Linked DNA regions of Homo sapiens: region 2 is linked to region 1. The links are chromatin contacts, found by Hi-C or POLR2A ChIA-PET in ENCODE. All regions are on one chromosome and are shown on one strand. Each heading gives the region's core, a stretch centred on a gene start or an enhancer-like site at or near the end of the contact. The rest is flanking DNA. Distances are from core to core; before and after follow the strand shown.

Region 1 (5,837 bases), core at 11-2,510:
GGCTTAACTATATTTTTCTTACGGATTGCACATTTTATGAGACTACCCGAATGCCTTGAGATCTAAGTCTTTAGTTCAAGACTAAACTCTAGAAATGGCCTCAACAAATCTACAAAAGGATATGGAATTCATTTCCTGCAAGCTGCTGATTGTATTCATCAGGGTTGAGACTCAGGCCACATCCATCTTATCCCTCTGGGACTGCCCCATTTACTAATCAAAAGGAGGATAACCCTGAGAGATTTGCCATGTTTCTGAAAGAACTATGGGCTATAGTTATACAAGGAATATATGGACTTCTCTTGAAAATCATGCATTTGGAGGGATATAGGAAGACAATATCTTATATCCTATATCCTTCCTATATAGGAGGGATATAGGAAGATATAGGGAGGTAAGGATCCCTCCTCCATCTGCTTGCTAAATCCCTATTCATCCCTGAAATATCAACTGTCTATGAGGGCCTTCTCTGAGAAGCCCTACCTTGCAGGCAAGCACTGGAATTTCTCTGCTTGCATCTCCAGCCCCAGTGTATCCTTTAACATGAACCGTTTCTATTTCTCACTGCATTGCAGACATCTGTTATGTGTTTATCCTTCGTCAACATTCGGTGGGGTCTTTTAAATGAAGGACTAGATCTGTTCATTGGTCTAGGTTCTTTCCTTTCTTTATCTATGAATGAACTTGGATTCAGCCTCCTTTCTGCTAGATGACCTCCTCTTCCCTTCCATATCGTCCATGAGTGATGTGAGATTGTGGGTAGGAAGCAGTACCATGGAGTCAACTCATTATGGCAGGGTCAGTGTCTGGTCTTCTCAATGTTGTCTTCTGTCCAAGCTGGAATTCACTGAGATGTACGAGGGCCCATTTGGTGTTTAGTTTCCCGTCCAGGTGGATCCCTGATGTCTCTTCCTTGTTCCAACTCCAAGGCCCCTTCAAGTCTTCAGGTTTCCCTGTCGTGTCTGCCTTGCTCTGGGCTCCTCTGGGTCTTCCTGGGTCATGGAGATCCTGTGAGGCTGTCTTAGGTCCACAGTCCTAGACACCTGCTGGAGACATTTTCTTGCTCCCACATCATGAATGTGTTTGCCCTCAAACTCATGACTCACCCTCCCCTTGCTCTGCTACAGGGTGACTCACACAAGTCAACTAGATTCCATGTTAGGGTTGGTGCTTGTGAGACATTTCTGAGTGATTACAGGGCCAGTAGAAGGGACATTCCAGGGTTTTCCTCTACCTTTCTTTGCATCATCATCATCAGCTGCATTTCCTTAGTGTTCTACTCCCCTCTGAACCACAGGCCTGCTGTGGTTCCAGCTTCCCTGAATGAAGTCGGCCTCTGGGCTTCAATAACATCATATCTTCCCATTGTCCTTCCAGCATAGGGACAGTAGTGGCTTCCTACTGCTGCTAAGCTCTAGATTTTGTCACTGTCCCATTTGGCTTCTCAGTTTCTCTACCACCTATGTAGCCATTCCCCCATTAAAATTAAATCTCCTCAGTTTTGCATGCTCAGGGTTGTTTCTGCTTTTCCCGTTGACTCTTAACTGATACAATGACGAGCACAGGAACACTCTGTCTTATTGCTTTTATGAACCCTACTGGGAAAGGTGGAATGGGTTCCCATCTACTTAGGCCCCCAAGCCTACCCGGGGGTTCCAACTTTCTCTCTAGCTGGATAGAAAGTGAGAAGGTCTAGAACAGACCCCCCATATGATGAATTTCTCAGCATTTGCTTCCCTCTGGCTCTCCCCTCCCCTCCTCTTTTCCCCTGTCCTCTCCTTTCCTCCTCTCCCTTCTCATCTTCTTCCCCTCCACCTCTTCTCTCCCCTTTTCTCATATTTGCTCCTTTCCTTTTGACATAGATTCTTTTCCTAATCTGGGGGTGGAAAAAATGTTCCAACTGATTACATGGTTTTGAAAAATGTTATGCCCCAAGTCTTTCAGGGCTTGGGCTTTTGAAGCTTAAAGGCCCAGGATTTTTATCCTGTGTTCTTTTGTAAGAACCTTTTCCTGACACATAGGAGCAGAATCGCCAGCTGTTGTCTGAAGGGTCACAGAGTGACAAGAAGTAGAGAATCAAAGCACATTATAAAACACATCAAAATATAATTCCCCCACAGCACTTACCACAAGGCTGAAGTGCCTGGGGGAATATTTGTTGACTGAATGGAGTAAAGGTTAAAATGCTTTATTTAGTTTTTAGCATTTGAGGAAAGCTCAGGTTTTATTTTTAAAGACTGTATATTAAAATTTTATCTACAGAGGACAAGTTAAAAACTTAGGAATATAGGCCAGGCACGATGGCTCATGCCTGTAATCCCAGCACTTTGGGAGACTGAGGCAGGCGGGTCACTTGAGCCCAAGAATTTGAGACCAGCCTGGGTAACATGATGAAACCCCATCTCTACAAAACATACAAAAATTAGCCGGGTGTGGTGATGTGCACCTATAGACCCAGCTACTCAGGAGGCTGACAGGTGGGAGTATGGCTTGAGCCCAGAAGGTTGAGGCTGCAGTGAGCTGTGATTGTACCACTGTACTCCAGCCTGGGAAACCTGGGCAACAGAGTAAGATCCTGTCTCAAGAAAACAAAAAACAAAAAACTTAGGAGTATGGCCTCGAGTTCTAGTCTCTGTTTTTATTTTCTTCTGAAGCATATATGTAATTTAAGAGAATTGTAAATGGATATCTATGGGGAAGTATACTAATTGTTTTCTGCTAAAAGATTGAAAAAAATAAGTCTTCTGTTGTTTTCTTCCTCCAAGTCAGTTAAACTCTGAACTAAAAGGCAAATGATTGACAATTACAGTGCTACAACAGCTGAGGAAGCTAACCTCAAACAGTGAAGTTAAAATGAGTCAGCCCGGATGTCAACTTGGGCAGCTAAACACCAGCCTGATTGATTATAGGTCTGAGTAAGTGCAAATTTGACTACAGACGTAACATTCAGGATTTAAACTCTGGAATGTTACAGATACCCACCAAAGATCAAATGTGACCAGTTGTGCCATTTGGGAGAAAATTTCCCATGTTTTCTAATAATTATGTTCATTCTCAATTCTTAATGGTGAATTTTCAGTTAGAATCACACTACACATTTAGTTAACAAGTATTTACTCTGACTACATTGTGCTCAGTGCTGAGAATACTGGAATGAACAAAACAGACATGATTCCTCTTCCTAGTACTTACATTCTAGTGGGAAGACAGGAGTAGGGCAAGTGGTTACAAAGTATGATGAGTGTGAAAAACAGAGAGGGGAAAGCTAACCTAGCTCAGAGATTCTTTTCCCAGAGAAGAAAGGTGTTCTGTGAGCCAAAGAAGCAGCCTGCACAAAGGCATGGAGGTTTAAAAGTGTGAGATATCAAGAAACCTACACATTTGGGTATGGCTTATTGGCGAGAAGTATGGTGAGAGATGATGTTTGAGAGGTAGACAGGGGTCAGGTCACTGAGGGCCCAGAGGCCACATTAAGGAATTTGAACTCTGCTCTTTGGACCGTGGAAGGACATTCAGTATTGTCAGTTAGAACAGTAACATGGTCAGATTTATATTCCGAAAAGCTCACTTCTATCTGCTAGACAGATATGGGAATCACAGATGCATAGTGACCAATTATCAAGTAGTCATCCAGGTGAAAAGTTATGAACGCCTGTGTTAGGGAGAGGGCAGTAAGCATGTAGCAAAGTCAGCACAGTTGGGAGACACTGAGGAAGAAGAAACAATGAGATAGAGCTCAACTGAATGTGAGGATAAGGAAGAGAGGGAGTGAATCAAGGATGGCACCAGATTTTTGGCTTGAGCATCTGCATAAAGGATGGTGTGCCTTCCTGAGCTGTGTCCCTTACACAGTCAGGGAGCAGGTTTGCTGCAGGTTGGGAAAACGAACATGTTTAGTTTGATTCACTTGCAAGACAGCTTTATAGAGATGTTGCTCAGGAAACTAATTGAAATTCACACCTCAAAAGTAGAAGAGCTCTTTGGGGTTGGAGAGGCTAAAGGGACACTGTGTTCTGAAAAATCATGAAAACTCATGAAGAAGTTGATCAGCAAAGGCAAAAATCCAGACATTTAGAAATCCAGAAAGATGTTTATTGGAGAGAGCTAACTTAAATGGGGGAAGCAAAGAGGAGAACACAGTTATTTCAAGATTTGTGTTTCTTATAATAATCTTACTCTCCTCAGTTATTCCTTTTGTGGAAAATAGTGAATCATTTATTGTATCATCCATGAATAAAAGTTGTTTAGGAAGTTACCTACCAAGTACATATTAGGGAAAGAGGAAATATGTCAATTTGCCTCTTCTAATATAAACAGGATAGGGTTTCTAAGTGGGAGAAATAGCTTACTAATGTGATAATATCTTAAGGTATCTTTAGAAATCTTTAATCTTCTACAGCTTTTCAAAATGTTCACTTAAATGGGCTATTATTCATTCCCTTCCTGCTCCAGAGGATTATTTGAATGTGAGGTTATATCTCCATGTATGTGGGAAAATATTTCCTGCTAGTTAATTGGATTATCATTTGCTAAAGACCACAGGATCCATGGTGAGGGCAGTTCAGTCTGTTACTTAAGTTGCCTTAGTCACCGCCATATTTGTTGTTTAAAGGAAAAGTGAGTCACGGCAGTGTCCCAGACAGTGTGCTTAGACAGTGGTTTAAAAAGACTCTTTCATTTGCTTGATTTTCAGAATTTTTTATTATGAGTACAAGATCTTGAGCGCCTGTTATGTAGGTCCTGGAGTCCCCTCACTAGAATATCAGATCCATGAAGACTGAAACGTTGTTTTCCCAGAACCCTGGGAAGTAGTAGGCACTAGATTAATTGCTCATTGAATGAAGGAAAAAAATGCTAGGCTCTAGGATTAACAAATGTGAGTAAGACCTATTTTCTGCAGCCCAATTTGGAAGGGTGGGTGTGGGGAATTTAGATGTGATGGGGCAGGCATAGTGATAGAGGTGAGGAGAGGAAAGGATCTCTTAATTCAGCCTGCCCAACACAGAAGCATGTGAATGTATCCTTGTTCAAGGAACTTGATGTAGCTTAGTCCTGCTAGAATACACTATATAAAAAAGATATCATGGAGGGAATGTCATACTGTGTCAAGGAGATTGGACTTGAACCAATGGGTGATGTGTAGGGGAGTCATAGTCATAGTCAGCCTTCCATTTTAGGTAGATTATTTGAGTTGTTCTCTGGGGGACAGACTGAAAAGGAGAAGGACTGGGGGCAGGGAGGGAAATAGGAGGTATTTTAGTAGTTAAAGGAAGAGATGAGGAGTTCTTGAACTAGGTCAGAGGCTAGAACAAGCATGGAAAGGACATATTAAAGAATGTTTAGTAGCTAAAACCGAAAGAACTTGGTGATTGATTATTGTGGAAAATGGGGACCTCGGTGGAGGGATGGGAGGATAAGAATTGACTTAAAAGTTCTGGCTTTGGAATAAAAAAATTAAAAATTGGCCAGGTGTGGTGGCTTACGCCTGTAATCCTAGCATTTTGGGAGGCTGAGGTGGGCAGATCACTTGAGCTCAGGAGTTCAAGAGCAGCTTGGCCAACGTGACACAACCCCATCTCTACAAAAATACAGAAAAAAAAAATTTAGCCAGGCATGGTGGCATGCGCATGTAGTCCCAGCTACCTGGGGGGCTGAGGTGGGAGGATCACTTGAGCCCGGGAGGTCAAGCCTGCAGTGAGCCGAGATTGTACCACTGCACTCCAGCCTGGGTGACAAAGTGAGACCCTGTCTTAAAAAAAAAAAATTAAAATTTTTTTTTTAAAATCTGGCTTTGGGAGGATGGAGGTCCCACCTCTAAAAAGATAGGTAATATAGGA
Region 2 (6,160 bases), core at 960-3,459, 160 kb before region 1:
CTGGATATCCTTGTTAACCTTCTGTCTCATTGATCTGTCTAATGTTGACAGTGGGGTGTTAAAGTCTCCCATTATTATGGTGTGGGAGTCTAAGTCTCTTTGTAGGTCTCTAAGGACTTGCTTTATGAATCTGGGTGCTCCTGTATTGGGTGCATATATATTTAGGATAGTTAGCTCTTCTTGGTGAATTGATCCCTTTACCAATATGTAGTGGCCTTCTTTGTCTCTTTTTGATCTCTGTTGGTTTAAAGTCTGTTTTATCAGAGACTAGGATTGCAACCCCTGCTTTTTTTTGCTTTCCATTTGCTTGGTAAGTATTCCTCCATCCCTTTATTTTGAGCTTATGTGCATCTTTGCACATGAGATGGGTCTCCTGAATACAACACACTGATGGGTCTTGACTCTTTATCCAGTATGCCAGTTTGTGTCTTTTAATTGGGGCATTTAGCCCATTTACATTTAAAGTTAATATTGTTATGTTTGAATTTGATCCTGTTATTATATTAGCTGGTTATTTTGCCTGTTAATTGATGCAGTTTCTTCATAGCATCGATGGTCTTTACCATTTGGAATGTTTTTACAGTGGCTGGTACCGGTTGTTCCTTTCCATATTTAGTGCTTCCACCAGGAGCTCTTGTAATGCAGGCCTGGTGGTGACAAAATCTCTCAGCATTTACTTGTCTGTAAAGGATTTTATTTCTCCTTCACTTATGAAACTTAGTTTGACTGGATATGAGATTCTGGGTTGAAAATTCTTTTCTTTAAGAATGTTGAATATTGGCCCCCACTCTCTTCTGGCTTATAAGGTTTCCGCCGAGAGATCCCCTGTTAGTCTGATGTGCTTCCCTTTGTGGGTAACCCAATCTTTCTCTCTGGCTGCCCTTAACATTTTTTCCCTCATTTCAACCTTGGTGAATCTGACAATTATGTGTCTTGGAGTTGCTCTTCTCAAGGCGTATCTTTGTGTTGGTGTCTGTGTTTCCTGAATTTGAATGTTGGCCTGCCTTGCTAGGTTAGGGAAGTTTTCCTGGATAATATCCTGAAGAGTGTTTTCTAACTTGATTGCATTCTCCCTGTCACTTTCCAGTACACCAATCAAATGTATATTTATTTGGTCTTTTCACCTAGTCCCATATTTCTTGGAGGCTTTGTTCATTTCTTTTCACTCTTTTTTCTCTAATCTTGTCTTCTTGCTTTATTTCATTAATTTGATCTTCAATCACTGATATCCTTTCTTCCACTTGATGGAATCAGCTATTGAAGCTTATGCATGCATCATGAAGTTCTCATGCCATGGTTTTCAGCTCCATCAGGTCATTTAAGGTCTTCTCTACACTATTCATTCTAGTTAGCCATTCATCTAATCTTTTTTCAAGATTTTTAGCTTCCTTGGGATGGGTTAGAACATGCTCCTTTAGCTCAGAGAAGTTTGTTATTACCCACCTTCTGAAGCCTACTTCTGTCAACTTGTCAAACTCATTCTCCATCCAGTTTTGTCCCCTTGCTGGCGAGGAGCTGCGATCCTTTGGAAGAGAATAGGCCCTGTGTCTTTTGGAATTTTCAGCTTTTCTGCTCTGGTTTCTCCCCATCTTTGTGGTTTTATCTACCTTTGGTCTTTGATGTTGGTGACCTACAGATGGGGTTTTGGTGTGGATGTCATTTTTGTTGATGTTCATGATATTCCTTTCTGTTTGTTAGTTTTCCTTTAACAGTCAGACCCCTGAGCTGCCAGTCTGTTGGAGTTTGCTGGAGGTCCACTCCAGACCTTGTTTGCCTATGTATCACCAGTGGAGGCTGCAGAACAGCAAATATTGCTGCCTGATCCTTCCTCTGGAAGCTTCGTCCCAGAGGGGCACCCGCCTGTTTGAGGTGTCTATCAGCCCCTACTGGGAGATGTTTCCCAGTCAGGCTACATGGGGGTCAGGGACCTGCTTGAGGAGGCAGTCTGTCCATTCTCAGAGCTTGAACGCCGTGCTGAGAGAATCACTGCTCTCTTCAGAGCTGTCAGACAGGGACGTTTAAGTCTGCAGAAGCTGTCTGCTGCCTTTTGTTCTACTATGCCCTGTCCCCAGAGGTGGAATCTATAGAGGCAGTAGGCCTTGCTGAGCTGTGGTGGGCTCCGCCCAGTTTGTGCTTCCTGGCCTCTTTGTTTACACTGTGAGCTACTCAAGCCTCAGCAATGGCAGATGCCCCTCCCCCCGCCAATCTGCAGTGTCGCAGGTCGATCTCAGACTGCTGCGCTAGCAGTGAGTAAGGCTCCATGGGTGTGGGACTCACCGAGCCAGGCATGGGAGGGAGGGTATCTCCTGGTCTGCAGGTTGCGAAGACTGTGGGAAAAGCTCAGTATTTGGTCAGGCATGTACCGTTTTCCCAGGTACAGTCTGTCATGGCTTCCCTTGGCTTGGAAAGGGAAATCCCCTGACCCCTTGCACTTCCTGGGTGAGGCGATGCCCTACCCTGCTTCAGCTCGCCCTCTGTGGGCTGCACCCACTGTCCAACCAGTCCCAGTGAGGTGCACCAGATACCTCAGCTGGAAATGCAGAAATCATCCGTCTTCTGCGTGGATCTCGCTGGGAGCTGCAGACCGGAGCTGTTTCTATTCGGCCATCTTGGAAGCATGCCCAAAAATATTCTTTTACAGACAGGGTCTCACTCTGTCACTCTTGCTGGAGTGCAGTGGCATGATCATAGTTCATTGTAACCTTGAATTCCTGAGCTCAAACAATCCTCCTGCCTCTGCCTCCTGAGTAGCTGGGACTACTAGATGTGAGCTACCACACCTGGCTAATTTTTTTTTCCTTTGGTACAGACAGAGTCTCACTGTGTTGCCCCAGCTGGTCTCAAACTCCTGGCCTCAAGAGATCTTCCTACCTCAGCCTCCCAAAGTGCTAGGATTATAGGCGTGACCCACTGTGTCTTTTAAAATAATAAAATAAAATACAAAATATTTTAAAATAATGCTATCACAGAGGAGCATCGTGTAAAAAAAACCCTAAAATGTAAATGAAAGATATGGATTTGAAAAGTCTTACTGATGAACAAAGTTTAACTGTGGAAAGGAAACTTAATCTTAAGACCCTTAGGGGCTGGAGTTTTAATCATTTGGGAGAGGCAGACAATGCCTGTGCCCCAAATAAGAATCAGTTGGTTGATAATCAGTTGGTTGATCCTGTATCCTTGTTGGCTCTGCAAAGGTATTTCATTTCTTTTGAAACTGAGTACATTACTGTTATCTGATAAGGCATCAAAATAAACATTACTGTAATCAGGAAGGAGTAAAACATTAAGTAAAGTGTGGAAGTAATGAAGATATGAACTAGATTCATGTTGTTTAGGATAAGTTTAAGTGTAACATATAATAATGATATGATATTTATGTATATTCTGTCTGCTATTTATGGCATTTTAGGTGTTCTAAGGAATGGCTTTGTAAATTGTAATTGTAGTTTAAATTATTTCAGGGACTTTACTTAATGAAGTTGGTAACAAACATGAACATGTTTAAGAAACATTGAGTTTCCAAAATTGTATTTATTTAAATATGTGTTTATTGGTAAAAAGCATTAAAGTACAAATGTTAGTGAGCGTTTCTGTCCAGGCACAAAAGCCCTTTAGGTATTAAAGACTCTTTTGGGCCAGGCACTGTGGCTTGTGCCTGTAACCCCAACACTTTGGGAGGCCGAAGTGGGCAGATCACTTGAGGCCAGGAGTTCAAGAGCAGCCTGGGCAACATGGTGAAACCCCATTTCTACTAAAAATACAAAAATTAGCTACGTGTGGTGGTGCACACCTGTAATCCCAGTTACTGAGGAGACTAAGGCACAAGAATCACTTGAACCGGGGAGTGGAGATTGCAGTGAGCCAAGATCGTGCTCCAGTCTGGGTGACAGATTGAGACTCTGTCTCAAAAATAAATAAATAAATAAATCAGTAATTTGCAGAAGATCAAGAAATAAGAAAAATGACTCATCATGAAAAATTCAACACTTCATACCATGCCGTGCTGCTATATATAAAGATATGTTCTCTCTGTATTAAAGACATGGCTTCTTTTTGCCATTGTTATTAACTTGTAGGGCTTTTGAAAAATAAAAAAAAAATCTGAGTTGGGAGGGATTTAAATTAGGCATATCCATTCAACACATATTTATAATCCCCATTCTGTTTTGCTATTATTATTCTAGAACAGTGGTCACCAACCTTTTTGGTACCAGAGACTGGTTTTGTGGAAGAAATTTTTTCCATGGACTGTGGTGGGGTGGTGGGGGTGATTTAAGGATGAAACTGTTGTACCTCAGATCATCAGGCATTAGTTAGATTCTCATAAGGAATGCACAACCTAGATCCTTTGCATGCACAGTTCACAGTGGGGTTCGTGCTCCCATGAGAATCTAATGCTGCGGCTGATGAGGTGGAGCTCAGGAGGTAATGCTCGCTTGCCCACTGCTCACCTCCTGCTGTGTGGCCTAGTTCCTAACAGGCCATGGACCTGTACCAGTCTGTGGCCTGGGGGTTGGAGACCCCTATTCTAGAATGATACTATGTGGGATATAAATGAAGCTCATTAATGAAGTAAAGGCATGGTACTTTATAATATGGTGAATTATGTTAAGACAATTTCATATATAATCTTTTGATTCACAGGTTAACTGAGCAAAAAAGGGAATTGCCTGCCAGAAGAAAAATAATATTACAATATGCTGGAAGCTAAAAATTATAATATAAAGTTAATGATTTACATTTATTTTACATTTGGTTCTTACCAGATTCTTAATACTTTACTAGATACTTTAAGTATTTTATAGAACTGAAACTTTTTTTCTATAGCTGTTGTTTAAATGCATTTTTTTACATATAGTAAATGGATATCTTACAAAATTAAAAATTAATGGGATCAATTACTACTTATATTAAAGAGCCATAAATTTGGTATCTGTTAAGTCAACAGTAATTTGTAATAGTATTTCATTATTTTTTCATTTACTACAACACTTCCCCAGGTCTCACCAACCTGGGATATTAGTAGAGCAGTGTTAATAGGAATATCCCAGATTTCACTGCCTCTAGCTCCTGTCTTCATAACACAAGAGGTCAGTTTCCTCTTCAAGTTCTACCCATTTGTGTCTGGGAATCCCAAAGCTATCCCATGTAAATTCAAGAATTCCTCCTAGTGTCTGTCTGGAACCTGTGAGGCCATCTGAAGGGGACCCTAGAACTGCCAACCTGGTCTTCCTAAGAGCCCCAATGTCTGCCTGAGCTGGTGTTCCAGGCTGTACACCTGGAATCCTTAAGTGCCAAATACTCTTCCTTTCCCTTGCCTGCCAACTTTACTCAGACCACACTGGTTGGTCACACTTTTCACAAGATGCCGTATTTTTCTGAAGACTGCTAATAACTCAAACTCATACTTCAAGACTAAAGCCGCATTTGTTTACCTGCCAAAATAGTACCACTTTGTGGCAATACTTAAACTTTTAATTCGTTTTCCCACCAGCTTTGAAAGGAAATACCTCTCAGTAAAATTTTAATTTGAAAGATTGTGTTTTTTCAAAAACTGGCATAATGTAAGACTTTTGTAATATATTTTGTATCACATTAGTTTAAGTTTGCAAAATTTAAAGTCACATTAAATTTGATGGCCTTGTACTCTGTGTGCTGTACAGTAGTGGGGGACATGCTGAGAGGTGACAGTGTGCTGGCAGCCCTCGCAGCCCTCGTTCGCTCTCGGCGCCTCCTCTGCCTGGGCTCCCACTTTGGCGGCACTTTAGGAGCCTTTCAGCCTGCCACTGCACTGTGGGATCCCCTTTCTGGGCTGGCCAAGGCCGGAACCGGCTCCCTCAGCTTGCGAGGAGGTGTGGAGGGAAAGGCGTGGGTGGGAACTGGGGCTGCCCACTGTGCTTGCGGGCCAGCGGGAGTTCCGGGTGGGCGTGGGCTCAGCGGACCCCGCACTCAGAGCGGCCAGCCGGCCCCACTGGCCCCGGGCAGTGAGGGGCTTAGCACCTGGGCCAGCAGCTGCTGTGCTCAATTTCTCGCTGGGCTTTAGCTGCCTTCCCGTGGGGCAGGGCTCAGGACCTGCAGTCCGCCATGCCTGAGCCTCCCCCACACCGTCCATGGGCTCCTGTGCCGCCCTAGCCTCCCCTACAAGCGCCGCCCCCCGCTC

Evidence for each region. A loop is a pair of places that touch in the nucleus more often than their neighbours do. ChIA-PET counts read pairs that join two places held with the same protein, here RNA polymerase II (POLR2A).
Region 2: a map of colonic mucosa shows a loop between it and region 1 (2.0-fold over the local background). The contact joins two enhancer-like sites. A Hi-C loop is called at or near these places in 1 of 168 maps with a recorded cell type or tissue (colonic mucosa). POLR2A ChIA-PET finds 5 or more read pairs at or near these places in 1 of 52 experiments (HepG2).

The regions. Positions count from the first base shown.
Region 1 is chr7:102,871,319-102,877,155 of GRCh38, reverse strand. The region is part of intron 17 of FBXL13 (F-box and leucine rich repeat protein 13); the gene reads left to right. Among named protein-coding and RNA genes, the nearest start is that of LRRC17, 39 kb to the left of the region's middle. RefSeq lists an enhancer at 401-1,600. Within about 2 kb of position 1,260, at least 7 of the 41 ENCODE cell types and tissues checked have a DNase peak (open chromatin) inside an H3K27ac peak, as active enhancers do.
Region 2 is chr7:103,034,285-103,040,444 of GRCh38, reverse strand. The region is part of intron 3 of FBXL13 (F-box and leucine rich repeat protein 13); the gene reads left to right. Among named protein-coding and RNA genes, the nearest start is that of FBXL13, 37 kb to the left of the region's middle. Within about 2 kb of position 2,209, at least 4 of the 41 ENCODE cell types and tissues checked have a DNase peak (open chromatin) inside an H3K27ac peak, as active enhancers do.